Linked DNA regions of Homo sapiens: region 2 is linked to region 1. A link is a loop called in an ENCODE intact Hi-C map of the cell type or tissue named here. Cell type or tissue: PC-3. All regions are shown on one strand. Links, peaks and the distances in the headings refer to the core of each region. The heading gives the core; the rest is flanking DNA.

The links. Peaks named below come from ENCODE experiments on the same cell type or tissue, not always from the same donor. Only the 100,000 strongest peaks of a DNase experiment are listed, where the experiment ranks them.
Region 2: a loop joins it to region 1, with 26 times the contacts of the local background. A loop is called at or near these places in 3 of 110 quality-filtered maps.

The regions. Positions count from the first base shown.
Region 1 is chr6:17,416,478-17,419,392 of GRCh38, reverse strand. The region is part of intron 1 of CAP2 (cyclase associated actin cytoskeleton regulatory protein 2); the gene reads right to left. Among named protein-coding and RNA genes, the nearest start is that of CAP2, 24 kb to the right of the region's middle. RefSeq lists a silencer at 1,281-1,575. In PC-3, for the core only: no CTCF peak of the experiment used is centred there; DNase peaks (open chromatin) are centred at 962 and 1,412; H3K4me3 peaks cover 1,415 bases; H3K27ac peaks cover 2,379 bases.
Region 2 is chr6:17,578,101-17,581,015 of GRCh38, reverse strand. No RefSeq gene overlaps it. Among named protein-coding and RNA genes, the nearest start is that of FAM8A1, 21 kb to the left of the region's middle. In PC-3, for the core only: no CTCF peak of the experiment used is centred there; no DNase peak of the experiment used is centred there; H3K4me3 peaks cover 1,304 bases.

The sequences.
Region 1 (2,915 bases), core at 323-2,822:
TTCTTCTCCCTCTTAAGAACCTTCCAAGCATCACTCTGAGCAAAAGAGGAACAGCATGCTTCTGAATCAGAGACACTGCTGTCCTAAAGCAGGGGTAAATAAATTTAATTGCTCTCAGATGGATAAATATTTTATGTTTCTGCTGGGGACCAGGCAATACATTTATTTCTCTTATGTGTTTTGTAGTCCGTCAGTTTTGAGCTTAAACACAGTGATGACGTGCCACTGCCATTTTTCAAAAGCAAGGTTATACTTATCAAAACTTGTATAGCTCTGTAATTCTGTCTGAATGTCAGATGGTCATCAGCTATGGAGGGCGGAGTTTACTGTCTATTTTGGAAAGTCATCTCTCCTGAAACTGGCAGCAGTTACTCTTGCAAAATATGGGGCAGTGTTCTCTGCACAGCTGAAATCAGCATCTAATCCTAAGGGGATTCAAAATTAGAAATTTCTCATCTATTCTTTTCCTCTTCACGTCAGAGCTTGTGCTTCCATCGCAATTGAAGGAAAAAAAAAGGAAAGAGAAATGTAATTGAATCCTTTACGTAATCCTCTTGCAAGGGAGCTGGGTATCCTGTAGGTGGGTGAAGGCCATTTGAGAAATGATGAAAGCCCCTCAAATCTTTTAATAGTTGCCCATCTGTTCACAGTTATCTATGTTCCCTGTTACTCAACTTGCCAAATGTTACCACCATAGACCTAGCCTGCGATAGAAAAAAAAAATGTTTGCTTTGTTAGCAAGCCTCTATTCCCAACAGAATGGCACCAGCCACCTCCAGCAGCTCACAGATGAAGCTGTCTTGAGAAGGCCTGTTACATTTCACACTTAGGACTGCCGTCTCTGACTGTGGCTTAATCAGACTCCCTGACAAGACCCAAACTCGCACTATCTCATAGTGCTCCGTATGTTGAAAGACAACAGGAGTCAGCCCACAAACTGCAGGGCTGGACAGATTGGTGTGGAATGCAGTCGAAAAGCGACTCAGATGTCACTCCATGTAAAATCACCACAAGCAAGACTGAAATCCTGCCACAGCCCCTAAGGCGGTCAAAATACAGCTCATGCAAGGAAGTTGGAGAGATGTCTCTGGGTTTAAAACTTTCAGAACAGTTTCTAAGATAAACTGAAGAATAAATAAAAGAAAGACTATACCAGGAGACATGTTAGCATTCCCAAGGAGACTGATGGGGCCCAAGATGATCGGATGATCATGCCGCCTTCTCTCCAAACTCTCTCTGTCTCTCTCCCTGTCTGTCTCCCGATATACCCTCAGCCACTAGCCTGGCTCTCAAGAATGAGGAAAGAGCAGAGCTGCAGATTCTCCAAATTCTTCCCAGGCAGTCCCATCCGCCTTAGCATTCCAAAGTGGATTTAGCCAAGTTTTGACAAGGAGGTGGCAGCCAGGAATTAAGAATTAGGTTGAGGAAACTCATAGGGTAGTCAAAGCAAATACAGACAGCAAGGTCAGGGTAAGGAATGAGTCAGAGCCAGGGGGATAGACCAAGGAATTTGCTTCAGGAGGCCAGCAGAATAGGGGGATACAGCAAGATGGCAGGAAAGAAGATATTCTAAGAACCCAGTGAAGAACAAAGAGAAGCCAGATTCACAGCTGGAGAATGAAGAGACTGGGTTAGATGACACAGCTCAAACTTGTCCCCCCAGATCTTCTCTAGTCATCCTATTTAAGTAGAAGCCGATGGCAAGGAAAGGTCAAAGGATATACACAAACACCTGACCAGAGTGTGAGTGTGTGTGGGGAAAAAAGAGGAAGGAACATAACATCGCACAACTTTCTCCTTTTCACAATTTGTTTTAGGAGCCGGGGCCAGTGGCTCATGCCTGTAATCCTAGCACTTTGGGAGGCAGAGGCGGGTGGATCGCTGGATCCCAAGAGTTCTAGACCAGCCTGGGCAACACAGCGAAACCCATCTCTACATAAAATGGAAAAATTAGCTGGGTGTGGTGGCACACGCCTACAATCCCAGCTATTTGGAGGACTGAGGCAGGAGGATCTCTTGAGCCTGGGAGGTCGAGGCTGCAGTGAGCCGTGTTCACCCCACTGCACTCCAGCCTGAGTGAAAAAATGAGACCCTGTCTCAGAAAAAAAAAAAAAAAAATCAGTTTTAAAAAACTGTACTTGAGATTAATGTTAATTCCTTGTTTTGAATTAATTTTTTTGTATTCTCTTTTGAGTTTCATTATAATGAGAAGTGCACCCATCCTCCTTTTGGGTCATTTTTTTTTTTCTTATCTGAATTTTCCCCTCACTTTTCAAGGTTGTTTGTTTTTTGTTTTGAGACAGAGTCTCACTGTTTCTCAGGCTGGAGTGCAGTGGCACAATCACAGCTCACTGCAGCCTCCACCTCCTGGTCTCAAGGGAGCCTCCCACCAAAGATCCTCCCTAGTAACTAGGATTACAGTGCATGCCACTACATCTGGTTAATTTTTTAAATTCATTTTTTGCAGGGACAGTGTCTCTGTATGTTGTCCAAGCTGGTCTTGAACTCTTGGGCTCAAGCAATTCTCCCATTTCAGTTTCCCAAAATAAAGGGATTATAGGCATGAGCCATGGCATCCAGGCTAATTTTTATTTTTATCAAAGCTAGACATGCACATAATTTAAAGAATCAATAGTTCTACCCTCTTCCATTCTGTGTCATAAGTGCTAACCATTTTCAATAATTTTAACTGTTTCTTTGATAATCACACCCTCCCTTCCCCCTTATGTCTAAATAACATGACTCTATCTCTGTGTATTATTTGGTTTTCTTCAGTTTGGGGCATTATCTACTGAGTTGCCACCAAAAATACACGGGTTTACTTTTTGCTTGCCCAGTCCTCACTACCACCTGCATGCGTATTGCCTTTTGTCTTGTCCTCCCAATAGTGTTATATCACAGTTTTTCTGTGATCG
Region 2 (2,915 bases), core at 217-2,716, 160 kb before region 1:
AGCCGTGCGCCCGCACTCCTCAGCCCTTGGGCGGTCTATGGGACTGGGCGCCGTGGAGCAGGGGGCGGCGATCGTCAGGGAGGCAGCTAAAGCCCCGCGAGAAATCGAGCACAGCAGCTGCTGGCCCAGGTGCTAAGCCCCTCACTGCCCAGGCCGGCGGGGCCGGCCAGTAGCTGCGACGGGCGGGGCCCGCCGAGCCCACGCCTATCTGGAACTCGCGCTGGCCCGCAAGCGCCGCGCGCAGCCCGGCTTCCCAGCCGCGCCTCTCCCTCCACGCTTCTCCCTCCACACCTCTCCGCAAACCGAGGGAGCCGGCTTCGGTCTTGGCCAGCCCAGAAAAGGGCTCCCACAGTGCAGCGGCGGGCTGAAGGGGCTCCTGAAGCGCCGCGAGAGCGGGCGCCAAGGCCGAGGAGGCGGCGCCTAGAGAGAGCGAGGGCTGCGAGGCTGCCAGCACGCTGCCACCTCTCAGAATGAGCATACAAGCAGCACCAAGAGCGGCAGAGAAAGCAATAGTACAATTTCTCAATAAATCTAAAAGCTAATTCTTTGAAAAAAAATATATATATATATACACATACAGGCTGGGCACGGTGGCTCACGCCTGTAATCCCAGCCCTTTGGGAGGCGGGAGGCGGGCGGATCACGAGGTCAGGAGATCGAGACCATCCTGGCTAACCCGGTGAAACCCCGTCTCTACTAAAAATACAAAAAATTAGCCCGGCGTAGTGGCGGGCGCCTGTAGTCCCAGCTAGTCTGGAGGCTGAGGCAGGCGAATGGCGTGAATTCACCCCGGAGGCGGAGCTTGCAGTGAGCTGAGATCGCGCCACTGCACTCTAGTCTGGGCGACAGAGCCAGACTAAGTCTAAAAAAAAAAACAAAAAAAAAACACAAATATATATATATACACACATACACATATATATACACACATATATATAGCGTGTGAAAGTCTAGTAATGTTAATTAAGAAAAAAATTATAACTATAGACATTAAGAATGAGAAATTGTATTGAAAATACTGAAACAGCGGGCGCGGTGGCTCATGCCTGTAATCCCAGCACTTTGAGAGGCCGAGGCGGGCGGATCACGAGGTCAGGAGATGGAGACCACGTTGAAACCCCGTCTCTAATAAAAATACAGAAAATTAGCCCGACGCGGTGGCGGGCGCCTGTAGTCCCAGCTACTCCGGAGGCTGAGGCAGGAGAATGGCGTGAACCCGGGAGGCGGAGCTTGCAGTGAGCTGAGATCGCACCACTGCACTCCAGCCTGGGTGACAGAGTGAGACTCCGTCTCAAAAAAAAAAAGAAAGAAAAAGAAAATACTGAAACAATTTTTTCAAAATAAAATGAAGTTGACGTTCAAGTTCATTCCAACAAATTTGAAAACCCAGAGAAAATAGGTTATTTCCTAGGAAAATGATAAATTGCCAAAATTGACTTAAAGACAAAAACCTAAAGACATTTATAACCACTAAAAAAATTAAAAAATCAAAATACTTGTCAAAAACAATTAACTTTTTATTTTTTCAGTTATTTTTAAATTATAATTTTATAGTTTTATTATTTGAGTTTTGAGACAACGCCTATATAATATTTGTATTTTGGAATTTGAGACATTAATTTTGAACTATTGCATGATGAATTTTTAAATATGTTCCATAAGATATTGGAAAAATGGGCTGGGTGTGGTGGCACACGCCTGTAATCCCAGCACTGGGAGGCCCAGGTGGGTGGATCACCTGACATCAGGAGTTCGAGAGCAGCCTGGCCAACATGGTGAAGCCCCATGTCTACTAAAAATACAAAAAATTAGGCAGGTGTAGTGGCAGATGCCTGTAATCCATGCTAATTGGGAGGCTGAGGCAGGAGAATCGCTTGAACCCAGCCTGGACAATAGAGCAAGACCCTGTCTCAACAAAGAGAAAAAAAAGATATTGGAAAAATGGTTTATATAATACTTGGAACTTTCTAGCTAATCTTTAAAAACCAGAATATTCCTTGTTTGTCTACCTATCATCTATTTATAATTATAAAAGTAATCCAAGCTTATTATAACAAATTTAAACCACAAAAAAAGACAATTGTGTTTGCACCTCAAAGGATTACCACTCACTGTTAAGTCAGTACATATCTTTCCACATTCTTCACTGCTTTTTCAAACATAAAAAATAAACTTTGAATGTTTTAATTCTTTAATGTTTGCTTTATTATAATTAATTTATTTTTCCTATATTCCTTGATTATGTTTCATTTCCTTTCCCTAAGTTTTTGGCTGGAATGCTTATCATTCTATAATCCTTTGTCACTAAGTTATTATTGTAATACCCACCTCTCTTCTTTGAATCAAAAATTATTTAAAAGAGTAAACTTTTTCAATGCCTGCATAACTTTGGTTAATTTTTTCTTCTGTTAGCTCTATTGTCTTGCACTCAGAGACTGGCCCATGTAATATTTACTTTTCAGACTCCAAGATTTTCACTTTATCAAATACAGGATTAAGTCCATAAGACAATGGAAAAACAACTATATTCTGTTTTTAGAGTTCCAATAATCTTTCAAATCAATCTTAATTATATAATTCTGATTTCTTGTATTGTAGTCCATTTTTTTCTGCCTAGTCAGTCTGTCAAAGACAGAAATATATATGATAACACACTACTTATATATTTTTAAAAATCCATCTTTTTGCATTTTTAATGGTTAATATACTTAATATATTAACAACTAATATATTTTCATGAAAAACAATTCAACACTGGCAGGTAGCATTCTAAGATGGTCTCTAAAATTCCTGGTGGCTAGTATACATTCCACGTAATAATCCCCTCTTCTTGAGTGTGAGAGAAATCTGGGAATGTGGGTGGCTATGAGTCCCATGATTAAGTTATGTTATATGGAAAAGTTGAAGGGATTTTG